2 separate regions of the Mus musculus genome follow, and region 2 is linked to region 1. The links are chromatin loops, found by intact Hi-C in ENCODE. Cell type or tissue: left cerebral cortex. All regions are shown on one strand. Links, peaks and the distances in the headings refer to the core of each region. The heading gives the core; the rest is flanking DNA.

What was found. Peaks named below come from ENCODE experiments on the same cell type or tissue, not always from the same donor. Only the 100,000 strongest peaks of a DNase experiment are listed, where the experiment ranks them.
Region 2: a loop joins it to region 1, with 3 times the contacts of the local background. A loop is called at or near these places in 2 of 42 quality-filtered maps.

The regions. Positions count from the first base shown.
Region 1 is chr10:115,093,514-115,102,379 of GRCm38, forward strand. The region is part of intron 8 of Tph2 (tryptophan hydroxylase 2); the gene reads right to left. Among named protein-coding and RNA genes, the nearest start is that of Tph2, 87 kb to the right of the region's middle. In left cerebral cortex, for the core only: a CTCF peak has its summit at 3,840 (motif pointing left); DNase peaks (open chromatin) are centred at 1,948, 2,313 and 3,831.
Region 2 is chr10:113,102,142-113,111,007 of GRCm38, forward strand. No RefSeq gene overlaps it. Among named protein-coding and RNA genes, the nearest start is that of Gm22507, 180 kb to the left of the region's middle. In left cerebral cortex, for the core only: a CTCF peak has its summit at 4,171 (motif pointing right); DNase peaks (open chromatin) are centred at 4,167 and 7,711.

The sequences.
Region 1 (8,866 bases), core at 214-8,213:
CTCGGAAGGGAGACTTTTAATTGAAAAAAAAAATGCCTCCATAAGGTCAGCCTTTTCTTGATGGTTTCTGATGGTTAACTGTGGGTGGTGTCACAGACCATTGGGGGTGGTGTCACTCCTAGGCTGGTGGTCCTGGTTGCTGGGAGAAAGACTGAGCAAACCAGATGGAGTGAGTCAATAAGCAAGCTTTCTCTATGCCTGCTGTGCCAGCTCCAAATTCCAGGTGCCTGCCAGTGAGTTCCTGATCTGCCTGCCTTAGATGATAACACCAAGCTGCGGGATGAAACGAATCCTCTCCTTCCCTCCTTGCCTTCAGTCTTGATGTTTTATTGCAGCAATAGAACCCCTAGCTAAGACAGCGGCTTGTTTATTAAAACTTTATTATAAGGAATTTGCAAATAAAAAAAATTACAAAATTAACCAGGTCCAAAGTCTGTCACCTCAGTGAGCCTCTATAGAGTTGCCACAACAGTGGAACTTCACACTGGATTTTGCAGTCCCGTTATTGGCTATATTTCTATGCCCAGCTCACCATGATGTTCTAAAGGCTGCAAAAGAGCATGCTTTCCTGCCATAAACCACACAACTGCACTCTGATGCCCCTGGAAATATAAATGAATCTGGCTTCCGGATTTTTATGCTTGCTCTTCCCTCTGGTGGAACACTCTTCTCTATAGGTATTCATATAGTGGTCATCTTCTTTCTTTCCTGTGATTTTTTTTAATTAGAAATCAATTCTTCTCTCATAAAACACGTCCCAACCACCCTCCCTCCATTCCCCCTAGCTCCCCCCCCTACCTCCTCTCTCCCCCCAGAATCACCGCCTCTCTGTTTCCTCTTCAGAAAAGAGATGACAGCTCATCATGACAAAGCAAGGTACAATAAGACAAGGCCAAGGCCTTCTAATCGAAGCTAGATTATATAACTCAATAGGAAGAAAAGAGTCCCATGAGCAGGCAAAAGAGTCAGAGATACACTGGCTCCCACCATTAGGAGTCTCACAAGAACACCAAGCCAACAGCCATAACACACAGGCCCTGTGCTTGCCATTCCGGCCTCTGTAAGCCCATGTGAGCCCTGATTAGTTGATTCAGTGTGCCATGTTTTCCTAGTATCTCTACCCCCAACCCCTCTGACTTCCATTTTTCCTTCCCTTCTGGCCTTCTGCAGGATCTTCCCTGATCTCCAAGGGTCGACCTCAATTTTAGACACACTCTCCGCATAATGTCTGACTGTGGGCCTCTGCAACCACTCCCATCTGCTGCTGGAGGAAGCCTCTCTGAAGTTTCCCTTCTCAGTTCAGAGTTGGTTCATGAAAACGATTGCAGCTTAAATGTCAACCTAGTCATAGAGGGCTTCCCTGACCATGAGAGCAGCCATGCTCTCTGCTTAGTATCTGTCTGACATGTTACGTGAAGAACATCTTCCACCCAACATCATCCTGTCCATTGACTGTTATTGCTGCATCACTCAGTAGTATGAGCCATGATTGGACCAGGGGTTTGCCTTCTTCTTCAATGCAAAAATCTTAGCATTTAGACTAGAGTCTAGCATCAAATAATTGCTAGAGATATCTGTCGAGTAGGTGAATGAGTCTGTGAATGGAAGCCACTGTCGGGAGGGAGACAGTCACCGAGCTTAGAGAAGCAGATGCCAGAGTATAACTCAGGTCCTTTGATGCCTTCATTTTCTCTTACTTCAGCGTAGACACACAAACCTAACTTGGTATTCATTTGCCCATCCATTCAGGATTTATCAGCCGGTGCTCGCAAGCTCTTACAGTGTTTCAGGAATTACTATAAATCGACCAGGGATGGTATCGCATCTCTAGGAATATTTTGTTCATTAACACTGATCTTTATCCTCAGCACCATGAGAGGTGAGGAGGGGCCATAGGTGGGATGTCAAGATGTTAGAAGAAGTCTGTCTCACCGAGATCTCATGAGAATAACTAAAAATAAGAGTTGCTAACATGTGGAGAAGTTACAAGAAAAGCCTCAAGTCTGTCATCCGAACAACTGTGCCCAGTCCTGCTCACAGGGAAGCAAAATACTCAATATTCACAGAGAAGCCTGGAAGACACACGGCAACAAGGCCCCTCTATGTCACAAAATGAAATTCTTACACTTAGGAAGGTGGGTGATATATCCAGGACTCATCCAAACAGTGACATTTACAAGATCCAGAGCTCAGTGTCTTACAAAGCCCAACATCAGCATCTGCCATGTTTAAGGTTTCTAAATAAAAACTTAGTAGGTGTGTGATTTCCCTTTACAGCCAAATGATGGGGAAATGAAAGTCTGGAACAAGACAGCTGGAAGCTCATGGCGTCTGGAAGTTCATGGCATCTCCTTAGAGTGCCTTTGGTTCGCCTCCCTGACTAATCTTGCATTTTTAGCTCACCACATAATATCCTTGGAGGCTTCATGTCGAATACAGAAAACTCTGTGGGCAAATGTGTTGTCATACTTAAAGGTATCTAAAACACACATACGGTGCCAACTACAGGAGGGTGTAGGTCAACTATCAATTGCAGTTGAAATTTCCCCTACACTGCATCATTGCATACATAATGCACAGCCACAGTTACCACCTGAATCAAAGCAGGCTGACAGAGCTTCCGAGAAAACTCTACCACATCAGCCACAGCATCTTCCCCTGGATTTGGCTTTCTGTCTGATTTTATAGCAAGGATTAAAAGGCCTGCATTGGTTTAACCAAAGACTCAAATGTTGAGATGATGGATTATACAGTGTATCCTTAGCTAATACACTTCTAGCAGCAGAATGGCCTCCAAGGGAAGAAGAGCCTTGTGGATCTTCTATCCCCTGACTCTAGAGCTCTCTGGCCCCTCTCCACATCTGGGAGTTCCTCCAAAAGCTCTGCCCTTACAGGGCTCCATCTGGTCCTTGTCTGCCTACCTTCCCCTCTGGCTTCCTGCATGCATCATAAAGAAAACCCTGGTTTCAGCTTCTGCAGCCTGCTTTCCTCATAGAACCAGACCTTTTGCTCTGACACGGCTTTCCATTGTCAGCTCTGTGTGTGGCTGACAGATTATAAGTAATGAAGAATCATATCTAAAACTGAAGTGTTGGCAAATTTGGGATTAGGGACTTACTAGAGATGCTTTTTTTGTTTTCAATAGTAGTGAAGACCTCCGTCAGATCACTGACTTAAGGGAGGGACCGACCACACATGTCTACCGCCTGGCTTCCTATGCAAAGCCAGCTTAGAGTTGAACTGATTGACACCCCCCCCCCAAAATGTCTTAGAGTTCAATGACAGCTAACTGCTTCTGGAAATTTTAAGATATAATTTCTTTTTCTCACAGAACTCTCCAGATGTGGATCTATAATATATTCCCTTGAGATTTTTCCAGACAAATATCCTACCTATTATCACAAAATAAATATGCAAGAGGTAAAGAAAAAAAATAAAAACACTGAGCCTTGTAAAAACACCTGCAAAAGAGAATTGCTGATTCTTGGCCGCTAATGTCTTTGAAACAGAAACAAATAATAATAATAAAACCAACACCTCCCAAATTGAAGGCTACCTTTCATCAGCACTGACGATCATGAATTCTAAATCTTTTACGCACTAGTGATATATAATTATTTGTAAATATTTTATTTGAATATAATTACATATAATCATTAGCTTAAAACCAAAACAGGAATGATAGATGGGGCCTCTTCCGCAGAAGAAAGCAGAGTAATTTACATTCACAGTCATTAAGCGGAAAAAGACAGCCTGAGTGTCGACAATCTGAACTCTGAAGGGCTGTGGAACACACCTAGGGAGGGCTCAGGGAAAAACAGATAGGGTGCACAATGCTGCCATCTTCAGATCACTGAGGGTAATACACCACTCTCAAGACATACCAGCCTGATAGATAGCAATCAAAGTTTGAAAGAACCAAGTCTGCAAAATGGATGGAACATGAGAATATCATCCTGAGTGAGGGGACTCAGTCACAAAGGAACAAACACGGTATGTACACACTGATAAGCAGATGTTAGCCCAAAAGTTCGGAATACCCAAGGTTCAATTCACAGACCCTATGAAGAAGGAAGAAGGATGATCAAAATGTGGATGCTTCAGTGCTTTTCAGAAGGGGGAACAAAATACTCACAGGAGGAAATATAGAGACAAAGTGTGGAGCAGAAACTGAAGGAAAAGCCATCCAGAGACTGCCCCACCTGGGGATCCATCCCATATACAGCCATCAAACCCGTACGCTATTGTGGATGCTGGGAAGTGCTTGCTGATAGAAGCCTGATATGGCTGTCTCCTGAGAGGCTCTGCCAGAGCCTGACAAATACAGAAGAGGAAGCTCACAGCCAACCATCGGACTGAGCTCGGGGGTCCCCGATGGAGGAGATGGAGAAGGGACTGAAGGAGCTGAGGGGGTTTGCAGCCCCATGTGGGGAGCAACAGAGTCAACAGGCCAGGCACCCCGAAGCTTACTGGGGACTGGACCACCAACCAAAGAATACACATGGAGAGACTCATGGCACTGGCCACAGATGTGGCAGAGGATGGTCTTGTTGGACATCAATGGGAGGAGAGGTCCTCGGGCCTGAGGGTGTTCAATGCCCCAGTATAGGGGAATGCAAGATGGGAGGATGGGAGTGGGTGGGTGGGTGGGGGAGTACCCTCATAGAGGCAGGGAGAGAGGGGATGGAATAGGGGGTTTCTGAAGAGGGGACCTGGAAAGGGGAAAACACTTGAAATGTAAATAAAGAAAATATCCAGGAAAAAAAAAAAAGGAAGAGTCAAGTCCACCAATGTGAAATCATGCCAACATAATACAGAATGGTTTCATGTGATGATAGGAAAAGGTCTCTCTGTGGGGCCCAAGTGAGGGTGCTCCAATCCCACTTGGGAAGGAGAAGAAAACAATCACAGGAGTCAGAGGGAGAGACCTGGGTGGGAGAGGGGAGGTGAAAGGGAAAGGGAAAACATGATCAGGTATGGGGCGAGGGGTACAGAGAGACAGGACAGAAGCCCTGAGGGCCAGCAGAATGGAAATATGCAACCTCGAGGGGGGGGGGGCCTCTAAAATGCACCAGAGACCTGGGAGATGAGAAACTCTCAGGACTCAAATGGAGAGATCTTAGATGAAATGCCCAATAGTGAGGAGAGAGACCCCCAGTAGAAAGTCAGGGCATCAAGTGGAGGGATGGGGTTGCCACCCCACAGTCAAAAACTCTGCCCCAGAATTGTTCTTGTCTAAAAGAACTACAGGGACAAAAATGGAGAAGAGACTGAGGGAAAGACGGTCCAGTGACCTACCCAAATCAGGATCCATCTCATGGGAAGGCTCCAAGGCCTGACACTATTACTGATGCTATGGTGTGCTTACAGACAGAAGCCTAGCATGTCTGCCCTCTGAGAGGCCCAACAATCAGCTCGCTGAGACAGACACAGATGCTTAACACCCAACCATTAGACTGAAGTTGGGGTCCCCAGGGGTTGAATTAGGGAAAGGCTGGAAGAAGCTGAAGAGGAGGGCAACCCCATAGGAAGACCAGGAGTCTCAACCAAACTGAACCCCTGAAATCTCTCTCGGATACTGAGCCACCAACCAGACAGCATACACCAGCCGATATGAGGCCCCAGACACATATACAGCAGAGGATGCCTGGTCTGACCTCAGTGGGAAAAGATGCACCCAACCCTGGAGAGACTCGAGGCCCCAGGGAGTGGGGAGGCCTTGGGGGAGCGGGGAGCATTCTCTTTGAGACATGGGTACTGTTACCTTTCAAAAAAACAAAAAAACAAAAAACAAAAAAAAAAGAAAAAAGAAAAACAACTACAAAAAAAAACCCTTTCTTTCATAGTAGTAGAGTATATTTTTGCTTAATAATCATACACATTCTCTCACATCTAGAATTCTATTATCCACTTACCCAGGCAAGAGGAAGTTCACGACAGAAAGCTGGAACGAGCCTGACTGAAACTGTGATCTAAGTTCCGTGCGCTAAGTTCTGTGTCCCTTGCTTATAGGAGACTCCTTCACTCACTTATTCCAGTCCTCGGTGTCTTACCTTCTACACAGCTCTAAGCAAGCTTAGTTACAGGGCTCCTAAACCCGTCCAACATAAGAGAACAAGAAGAACACACAAGAAGAAGAGCCAGAAATGCCAAAAGCACAGAAGCACGGTATTCAGCAATTGAATAGCAAGGTGCTTCCAAACGCAGGGTTATCACTAGACAGTAGAACTTACCTCAAGCTTCAAAGCATTGACTGGCAGCCTAGCCAGGCTTAACAAAGCATTCTTACACAAGTTTGTTTTCCTACCTGCCACTGAAGCAGACTTTATTGAAGTTATTGACTGCATGGTTTGTGTCAGAAAACTGGGACCCGAAATTCTGGAACTATTAAATCATGAAACGAACTTGAGTTTCCAACCTCAGATCCAGCAGCGCCTTTTCTTATTAGTGATGGAGCTTCCACGTGCAGAGTTATTGTGACCTACCATGATGGCGAGACAGAGCCTAGTGTTGTGGATGGCTCTGTGCTGCTTGCATTTTATGTTAATTCTGCTCTCCCGGGAGAGGTTGTCTGGAATGAGGAATGAGTCACATGATATGGTGGCTTCCTGTAAATTAATCCCCTAATGAATAAAGGAGCCAGTCGCTGGGTGAGTAGGCGGGACTTCTGGGTTGGACAGAGGAAGAGAGGAAGCAGAAGAGAGTTAGAGAGAAAGGTACGGTGGCAAAGTGTGGGTTTGCCAGATGTGCACCACAAAGGTCATGGGGGATTTGATGCACAGGGCTGGCATGGTAATGACCTGCAGTAAGAACTTAGTGAGCTGGGTGGAGAGATTGTGCAATTCTGAGTCAGTCTCCACGAGATAAAAATAGGTCAGCCATTGCCTGCCAATGCATGGCCAGTCAGGCTGCCAGGGCAGAGAGTTAGAGGCATAACCATGGGAATGGGCCAGTTCTGTTTTTTAATATTTCTTGCAACAGCCTAGTGCTGAAATAGTTCCACAAGCATAAGGGGCTATTATCCCTAACTCCTTGAGAGCCATTATAAGCCCATCCTCTGCAATCCACTGTGGATTCTGTCTCCACCACCACCACCATTTTTTTTCTTTATGATCTAACAGATCAAGGCTTGGTGCCTAAAGAAGATGGGTGCTCCAGGATGGGACAGGAAGAACATCCAACAAGTATCTGCCCCTTGGTTGTCCCTGTCGTAGCCAAAGGATAAGGCTCAGAAAGAAGGACTGCTTCTGAAAGATGGTCCAATACCAGCAATCTGTCATCTGATCAGTATAGAGACACACAAAGGGGCTCACTACCCCTTTCAGAGTATTTGCTGAATTGTTTCTGCTTTCTTCAGGAGATTGCTTTGCAAGGTTGTTGAGAAGGAGACACCCAAGTCCCCCTCCCATACACCTTTACGCTCCCACCACCACCCTTATCCCACCCCCTACCCCAGCACCCACCCCTGGCTAGTTTGAATTTTAGCATCATCAAGACTTCAGTTCTCAAACAGGGCATGCTTTCCTGCCTTTAGCCAAAATTCCTTAAGCTTGACTAAATCGCAATTGATAATGGGCTGGCAGTAAGAAGGATGGCTGGTAGTGGAGCAGAACACTTTAGAATAGAAATATTAGCACAGTAAAAATAAATATTAGAAACAAAGGTGAGACTAATGGTTGTGTTATTTAAACCACACAGGTCTCCCTACCCTGGTAACACCATATCACCTCCTCCCTGACACACACACACACACACACGCACACACGCACACGCACACACACACACACACACACACACACATTTCTGTTGTCATTTCTTTAAACCCTTCGGACTCTTAATTACTCCTAAGAGTCGTACACAAAGCAATGGCTGCCCAGGGCTGCCATCTTCTCAGCAAAGGTTCCTGAGGAGGGAAATTCCCTGCAGGAGTCTGGTTTGTTGAAAGAAAGGAATTTTGCATGGTTTGTTGGTTTGCTCCGAGTCTGTTGGTTTAGCTCTATAAAATGAAAGTGTGGAAGTAATAGACGCAGTATCAGACTTGGTCCAGTATTCTGACTCCCAAGTAAAACTCTCTAAGTAAAATCTGCTAGATCTCTAAATAAAACACACCAGCCAGTCACAATTTAGACCAAACTTGTAATTTGGGGAGGTGGCGTGGGGATGTGGCTCAGATACAGAGCATTTGCCTAATATGCACAAGTGCATGGGTTCGATTCCAGCATCAAACCTAAAAGTGCGTGTGTGTATGGGGAGTGTGGGGTATATGTGTATGTGTGTGTGTTAAATTCTACTATACTGCTCTTCAGTTAAAATTTGGGGGAAGAGATTTCTCTGTTCTCGAGGATGGAATAATATGGATCAGGAAAGAAAACTAACAATAATGATTTTAAACCATCCTGGATGTGATTTCCTCCCCCCACCACCAAGCTTCTCACTCTAGTTTAAATTTATGGTGCTGGAAGAATTTGAAGCCCTTGTTGGACTTTGAAGAATTAGTGGGTTCCTAGATGAGCTTTAAGAAAAGAAGTTACTGGAAAGAGTGACACATTTCTTCCTGCAGAACCTTGAGACGTGAGGTATCAGGAGAAGGGAGTACAAGGACCCACAGTTACATCACAGGAAGGTGAGTTACAAAATGGCCAGATCATTCTGCAGGGATTTGCACTGGGGTGCGAGGATACTCAAGGGCAGACCACCCTCTCAGAAGTGGAGGGGGGCAGAACCCTTATGAGGGGGGACTTGGAGGGGGCAGCATTTGGGATGTAAATATCTAAATAGATGTTTTTAAAATGGGCCAGATCCCAAGCCCAACTACAACCACAAAACCTGCAGTTTGGGGAGTGGGAGTAACTCGGCGTAGAGTGTT
Region 2 (8,866 bases), core at 313-8,312, 2.0 Mb before region 1:
GTGAGGGAATGGACATAAGACATAGGAACATTGTACTGGACAATGGGAATGGTAGAAATGATTAAAACACAATATGCATGTATGAAACTTTTAAAAAAGTAAAAGGCAATAAAACACAAAGTCATAATTTCATGTTTAGAAAGTATTGATTATTTTACTTTTAGATATTTATTTGTCTGTGTATGAGGATATGTGTACATTAGTGTAAAGTCAGAGTGCTGGAACCCCCTGGAGCCTAGATTATAAAGGGTTGTGAGCCTCTTGAGGAAGTGTTGGGAACAAAACTCAGGTTCTTTTCAAGAGTTTTCTGTGCTGTTATAACTGAGCCATCTCTTCAGTCCCACAGGATTTGTTTATTAATTAGACATTTCTAAAATACAGTAAACTAAAAATTTTGTTTTCTCAAACTTGTAGTTCTGGGGTGTGAACTGTAGAAATGTTTGTGTTGGTTATGTAAAATTATGAATCATATAACACAAATTTTACATTATAGAATACTCTTAAGCTTGAGAAATTGCCTCTTTGCGTATCCTTTCACTTGAAATATTATTTTAAAAAATATGTCATTTTTCTCATATGAGACATAATTTCTCCTATTTTACTGAGCCTATGCTAAGTCAGTCTGTCACAAGTATGTTTACTGGCTTTTCTTACTTATTATCAGAATGCCTATAATGTTGTCATTAATATCCTTCTTAAGTAACCTTTTACAAATGTTATAAAATATTTCATAAATAAATTTTACCCATTTTTTTCTTGTTTTGAATTTATTTTTTTTCTGTAAGCCGGGGAATCACTCCAGGGCCTTGCACAAAATAACTAGGTTCTACTACTAAGCCCTTATAAACAGTTTTAAATTCAACTGTCTATTCATCCCTTTACCATCTAGAATGCTAATCAAAATGCTGGATGAGGGTTGGATGGTGATTGCAACATCAACGTGTTTCTTCTCCTCAAAGTTTCTATTCTGATCAGGATGCTTCTTGCCTTTCAGATTTTGTATCAGCTTGTTGGTTTTGCAATCTGAAAGCTCTTGATCTTTAATGATCTGTAGCACATCTGTATGCATAATAATGCCTTCCAAACTCCTCAACAAAAGGAAATCATTAGGCACCTATCACAGAGTTCTTTTAATACATTTTCCATGCAACAATGCTTTCCCAAAATGCAACTCATTTTTGCATAAAAAATAAGATTGCAGAGTGTGGAGATAATCAGGTAGTTATGCTGAACTAATGAGCTTTTCTTTTTCTGACAATCTTCTGATGTGGTAATTGGGAATCTAGCCATTCCTTAGATCCAGGAATGATGAATTCTCTACCTTTGGTTAGCATGGCAGATTTCCTTCCGCTTGTAGTACTCTGGCCTGGCAAGTTCATTTAACAAAACAACACTGCATTCATTGATTACATTTTGTGAAATACCAGGTTGTCTACTTATTCATTTGCTTAAACCCATTTATTAAGGCTGAGCTGCTTTGCATATAATATAAATTGATTGTGTGCACTTGACACTTATTTTTTTTTACACGAATGGGCCTGAAAACGTGTCATTTTTCTTTCTTACTATGTAAAACAAAGTTTAAAACACTCTAACATATGATCAACAGCAAAGTGATGATGTCCTCCTAAGGGAGATGTGTAAACATTTTTCTAAGTGGAGCTATTGTTTAAGAATTCTGGGGGCTGGCCTGGTCGGCCATCGTTGGGAGGAGAGGCCCCTTGGCCTTACAAACTTTATATGCCCCAGTACCGGGGAATGCCAGGGCCAGGAGGTGGGAGTGGGTGGGTGGGGGAGCAGGGCAGGGGGAGGGTATAGGGAACTTTCGAGATAGCATTTGAAATGTAAATTGGGAAAATATCTAATTTTTAAAAAGGCAAACAAACAAACAAACAAACAAAAAACAATTCTGGAGGCTGGAGAGATGGCTCAGAAGTTAAGAGCACTGAATGCTCTTCCAGAAGTCCTGAGTTCAACTACTAGCAACTACATGGTGGCCCATAACCACCTGTAATATATACAGTTCCCACTTCTGGTATATCTAAAGGCAGCTACACTATACTGCTTAAAATTTTCCTTAATTCTATTGTCACAACTTTAGTCGTTCAATCTCTATTTATATTGTTCCTGGTTGAGTTTCAGAATTTGACTGTTGGTTCCATGATATAACTGCCATTAATACACTTTGAAATGCACATTCAACACAAAAATGGAGAGAAGCAGCGTAACGTTCATTTAGACCACTAGCATATATTTTTTTGACACTAAGTCAACATCCTTACTACTATGAAAAGAGATTTTAAAACAAGATCCTGTGCAGCAACAAGATATTGAAAAGGTGGGCTGTCTTGCACATTAGGCCTTTCTTTCTTTTTACAATTTATTTATGCTTATAAATTTTTTGCCTGCCTGTATTCTATGGATAATATGAGTTCAGTGTGTGGAGGCTCAATAAGTTTGTGGCATCTATTGGAACTGCACTAGAAGGTTTTTTAGCAGATCTGTGGGTGGTGGGAATCCAACCTAGGTCCTAGAAGGGCAGCCAGTGCTGTTATTCACTGTGTCAGCTCTGCAGCACCAGTTTTAGTCTGTTTTTCTTTGAGGTCCTAGCCTTATCTTGCACGGTTGTGGAAATTCAGCTATTAGTTCCCAATTTCTTTCATTGATGCCACTTGTATTGATGTGATAGCTCTGTCTTTTTGACCTGGAAGAATGGAAACCCTTTCCTGCTTCCTCTTAGTCAAGGTTCTCTAAAGTCACAGAACTTATGGAATGGCTCTCTATATGGAGAGGGTTTATCTGATGACTTACAGTCTGTATAGTCCAACTAACCCAACAATGGTCAGCTGTGAAGGGGAAGTCCCAGAATCTAGTAGTTGCTCAGTCCCACAAAGTTTGTTGTTTCTGCTGGTCTTCTGTAGAAGTAAGTTCCAACAGATGTGCTGGCAAGTAAGTGAAAGCAGGCTAAGAAGAGTAAGTTTTCCAATGTTCTCATGTAGGCCTCCAGCAAAAGGTGTGGTCCAGATTAAAGGTGTGTACCACCATGCCTGGATCTGGGACTTTCTTTGTCCTTGGCTGACCATGAACACGGAGATCTCCTTGCCTCAGTCTCCTGGGATTAGAGGTGTGTAGTACCTTGCCTAGGCTTAAATTTTTCATGGCCACTATGCCTCAAGATCTCCATGCCAAGATCCGGGTCAGAAACTTGTGTCTTCCAGCTTCAATATCAGGATCAAAGGTAATTCCTCCAATTCTGGATAGTAGTTCATTCCAGATATAGTCAAGTTGAACTAGGAATAGCCATTACCGTGGCCAAAATATAAGCAGATGGATGGTTTCTCTGTAAAGGAAAGAATGAGTCACATCTCCAAATTCCTGAGTAGATGTTTCAACATGTTGCAATATTAAGTTTAAATGTTTATGAACCTACATAAACCATATTTGAAAGAATGCTGTTCCCCCTTTTCTTCTTATCTTCACATTCTTGCTGTCTTGAGTGGAGCACAAAGTGTATTTTTTAAAGTACTGAAATAAGTAGGAATATAGGTAAATAATAAACAGTGGAAGAATACATCTGACAGGCAAGGACAAAGCATAACAGTAAAAAATGAAAAGGAAAATATTAATAAGATTAGATTACAATTCAAACATGTGTTCTCAGGGGAAGCAAGCAAACTAGCAATGGTTGCACCACCCTGAGTTAGGACAGAAACACTGAATCTTATCAGTCCATCTGTCAGCCACTTAGGAAGCCTTTGCCTTTCAACAGGGACTAGCAAGGATATTGGTGGACACAGGATGTTCTCTTGTAGTGTGATGTTTAATGGGCTGTATGGCTCAGTGTTGAACATGTGCCAAGGCTGACATGGACTTGGCAGACACTTTCTGGAACTCCTGTTGCTGAGGAGATGTTTTTCCTAGGTGAAAACAAATGGGGACCAAAATTCTTCCCAGCTTGCTGAGATAAAAGGTTCCTGGGAATTGCCGGGTGTTAGATTGCTGTCCTAAACCCTTTCATTATCTACTGTTGTTCAGAGTCCTGTTTTTGTTCCAATTGGCTTCCTGCCCCCTAACTAGCTGGGCTCTGCTGGGTTAACCATGATAGGCAGGTGGTATAGAGAGGGCCTCTGGTTAATTTGAGAGATGCTCAGGGATTGTTAGGATTACCTCTACCACAAGAGGGTGGTATGAATCTTTAGATGGCATAGGTGAGGTTTTTGTCCCTACTCCACCTCCTGGTCTTTATCTTCTGAGTCTTTTGCTCTTCCTTCCAGGAAACTCTTCCAACTGTCATTCTGCTTTCTTATCTTGCGGTGAAATCTAACAGACTCAAAAACATAAAATAAAATAAAATAAAATAAAATAAAATAAAAACAAATTAATATAATCATGAGAGAATGAAGCATTTAACAGAGTAAACGTCTCTGTTGATGCATTGGTGAACTCTTATTCTAGATCCCTTTAATGTTTCAGGACTTACAATGGGATATTTTGTTGCGTTGAGATTTCTGTGGTGTAGAAGGAACCAGAATTGGATAAAAGTGAAAATGTTCACTAAGATCACGCCACTAAACATTACAGAAATGCCGTCTTCATAGAAGTGTTTCACTGGGAAGGTTTCTGCCGAATCAGCAATAGAATAAAGCAGGCTGGGGGAGGCAAAGCCCCGTTCTTTTGGAATTTATACATTAGTGAAGACCATACATGTAGAAAGTTGTCATGTGGTGGGGAATCGAGGAAACAATAGAAATGAGATGAATGAAATATGCAGACATTCACTGGGGGAAAAAAAAAAAGCAGTGTAACAGAACAAGAAAACAGTTGCTAACTTCAGCTGACACCTCCAAGCTAACCTAGAGGCTACGCCTGCCAGAAACCAGGTAGACTGCAGACACATTCTATTCTCTGAGTTCTCCCAGAATCATTTCTTTAGCGTCATCCCTAGTTTTGCAACAGAGCACACTTAGAAATCTCTCCTGCCCCCTTGTTCTGTCTCTCGTGGATTCTACAGATCTCCCCCTTCTAATGTCTCTCCCCCAACCCTCAAATCCAGTAGGATCCCCCTGTTAACCCAAAGGCCATGCCTGTCAGAAAATCAGATAGGCTGCTGCCTGCAGACACCCCTCTGCTCTGTATTCTCCCAGATTCAATTCCCCAGTCTTATCCTCAGCTTGTAGAAAAACACTTGTGGCTGCCTTCCTTACCATGCCTGATCCCTACTTCCATCTCCTGTGGATCCCAAGAATCATCCTTGTCTAACTTCCCTGCCCCCATGTGTTGCTATGTGTTTTTAATTCTAGTTATGAGTGGTGAGAGACAGGTTCACTGCCTAGCCATTCTGTCTACTTGCTGGTAGTATCTTTGGGTAGGTCTTGTGGAATAACCATTGAGGTTGACAACTGGTCTCTATATACACATGCATAACTTACATATGCTACAAGTGTGTATGTACACACACACACACACACACACCTCCAAATGCACACATATTAAAGTGCACACATATTTGTCCTGATATACAGGCATAATTTGTCATAGAATACTCGAAATGAACTATTATAGACTAAAATATGAAAACTAACATATAAATAGGTTTCCATTAATTTTTTAAAAATAAAAACAAACTAAAAAAAAAACTCATTGATAAGCTCCTATTCAAGGTTCAAGTTACCCTGATTACCTTGAGAATTGTGTCTAGATGCTTCTTTCTAAGTGATCAGCATTTAAGAGAAGGGATTTTATTGATTATCCTATAAGAATGAAAGAGAGCAGCATGCATTTATTGCCCAGTCAAAATGTCTGCACACTTCACCATATTTGACTACAGAGTTGCTCATAGTTGAAGTCCTCCTTGCCTAAGTTTTACTCTTCTCAATATTATTTCCCTACTTGGGGCACACTATAACCCTCTTCTATTTTCTCAGAACTACTCAGATCCCTGAAAATGTTGCTGGGTCACAACTTCATAGAGGACAGTCAAGATTGAGACTTCCTCCTGTGGTCCAAGCTCAGCTGGGAGGCAAAGATTAAGCCCAAGAATTCCTCACATACATAGCTTTGGGGCATTTCCATTAAAATTCCCCAGAACCACAGTGCATGATACTCACCTGATAGGACAGACATAATGACTTCTCAAACAATTATTTTTAAATAATTTCTATCCTAATTCTTTTTAATCAAGAGTAGTATTCTGCAATCACCAATGTAAATCAACCTTGAGGCTAGGAATGTTTATGTCCTTTTATGCTGGAATATCATTACACTGTACCATGTGTGTTTTGTGCTTTATAACATAATCCTTATTTTCAGCATTTAAATTTGGCTCAACACTTAAATTCAAGGTTTTGGAATTCTACCAAAAAGCAATTTTCTCTATCCACCAATATTCAATTAATGAAAACTCAAAGGGTTTTACTTTTCAGACATGTAGGATTTATTCTTTATGTTTTTTTCTTTTACTTTTTAATATATTTTAAGTTTAAGACAGCCAAAATGAAATAATATGAGAAGAGGTGCATCTTAGAAATGGTTTTAAATGTGCCTTTTGATTTGGAAAATAATCTATAAGCCCATGTAAAGAAACTACCATTTAAGTACCTCTGTTTTAGTCTTCTGATTGCTAACTATGATTTAGGCACATAATAGTCTTAAAAACTCTGGAGGTATCATACTGTTTCACAATTATGTTCTGTTAAATAATGCTTAGGCAGATTACAAGTACTTAGCTAAGTTAATATGAGCAACCATTTACAATCTGTTATATTTTGCTTATGGTAATTTTTAAGAGATTATGTTGGATGCACAAATAAGCTAGCTGAACCTGCTAAATAAAAGTGTGTGCACTTAATCCTCTTTCTCCCTGCATTTAAATTAAACCAAACCAATTCTTCTTTGCACAACATGTTCTTAACAGTCTAAATGAGCACTTCCATCCTTGAGGACAGAACCAAACACAAATTACAGTGTATAGACATACACTGCTTTGGATATATATATATATGTATATATATATATATACCATTATATATGTGTATATATATTCCATAATGTATATGTGTATATATTTTCCCATATATATATGTATGTATGTATATGTATATATATATATATATAATCACTTATTTATATGGCTGAAAAAGAATCATAATTTTAATTTTCTTAGTTTCTAGTTGCCAACTACGTATTAGTGCTAATTCTGTAATATTTGTTCAAGTAGCTGAAAATTTACTCGAGTCTCAATGACAAGACCTATCTTTGACAGTTGGAATTTGAGTACTAAGTCTGGGCTAATGGTCTTGTGTTTCTCCATTAGGCTAATTGTTCCGATATAGCATTTATATGTTGCATGAAAACCATGGGGTCATCTTCCAGCACAACCTTGCACAGCTTTGAGTTTTCACACGGCATTTCCATCGTACATTACAAGGCAGGGTGAGTACAAAAGGTGCTGAATGGCTAGCTCGTGCGTGTTCTGAGGTAGACAACACTGGACAAAAATGTCTTCTGTATTCAATAGTCCTTTAGGGCTGAAAACCCTGTATCCTGTTCATTAGTCTCTGCAACATAATCCTACAGAGATTTTTTTTTTTTTACTTTTTTTTTTCTCTCAAAATCATGTCATCTCGTCTGTGATTTCCTCCCTACCAGCTGTCTGCTATTTCTGTTTACTCTGAGTAAGCACCTCTTCTTGTACACCCGACAGGCCGACTTTCTTGGGTCTAGTCTTTATTTCTTTGGGAAAAGATTGGCTTCACGTGAGAACAGGCAAGACAAACATGAGTGTAATACCAACTGATGCATTTGCTCCAAGATTTTGATTACTTCAATGGCGTTTTTGATACTTGAAGACAATAATAGCAAGGCACTTTTCAATAAATCCTGCCCCAACTCTCAACAAAGTAAGTAACATTGTTTTACCTTTCTCAAAGCTGAACCAAGGGTTATTATTCCCACAGTATGTAAGCCCCCATTGCTTCTTATTTTTCCATGTAAATAGGACAGCTACTGTTTTAACTACTTAGCAACATTTCATTTTCATGTGGCAAAACTACCTTGACTTCAACTTTATGGGCATGCCAATTGTCCCCAGTCTTAATCCCTAAATTTTGGGACGTTGGTTGTGGACATAGTTTTAGAAACATTTGCGACCCTGACACAGGTGATATTTATAACATTTCAACTTCACACTAAACTCACAACTACAGTGAAATGCTTGCATGTTGATTTTAGTGTAACTCAACATTGCTCATTATTTTGTCTAATAAAGTATGCCTTTACTCTATCTAGTCTGATATCCCTTAAGTAACATTTTATCAGTGTCAGCTGTTAAAATCTACTGTTACTTGGGGTTCAAAATGGTCGCCTCAAACTAGCTCATGAGGGCACAAACAAATTGCAGCGGATGAGTTCCCATTAGTGATCTACTTTAGGTCCCTCACTTGAATGTTCATATCACGACACACGTAAAATTTTTCTACAACTCAGTTTGAGTGAAATCAAATTAAATCAGTTTTATGTTGGCTTTCTCCATTCATGAGAAAATAATATCTTAGACTGCATTAATTAATATATCACATTTATATCTTAACAGTGGAATCAATAGTTGTAAACAAGTATGGCAGAGCCATCAACTCAGGCTTGATAGTAAATTAGTATACATTCCTTTACTGATGTTAAAGTCTCTCATTGTTACCGTAGCACTGTAGCAATGCACGTTGGCAGGGACTCACCTATGATTTATTTATTATTCCTTATCATTTTTTCATTTTGTTTTTCTCTTGAGATTTTTCCTAGCATTGCTTAGCTCTTTGAGTGTTATAATGGTGTTCCCTCATTTTTTTAGGGCATATTTTTTTAATATGGAGTC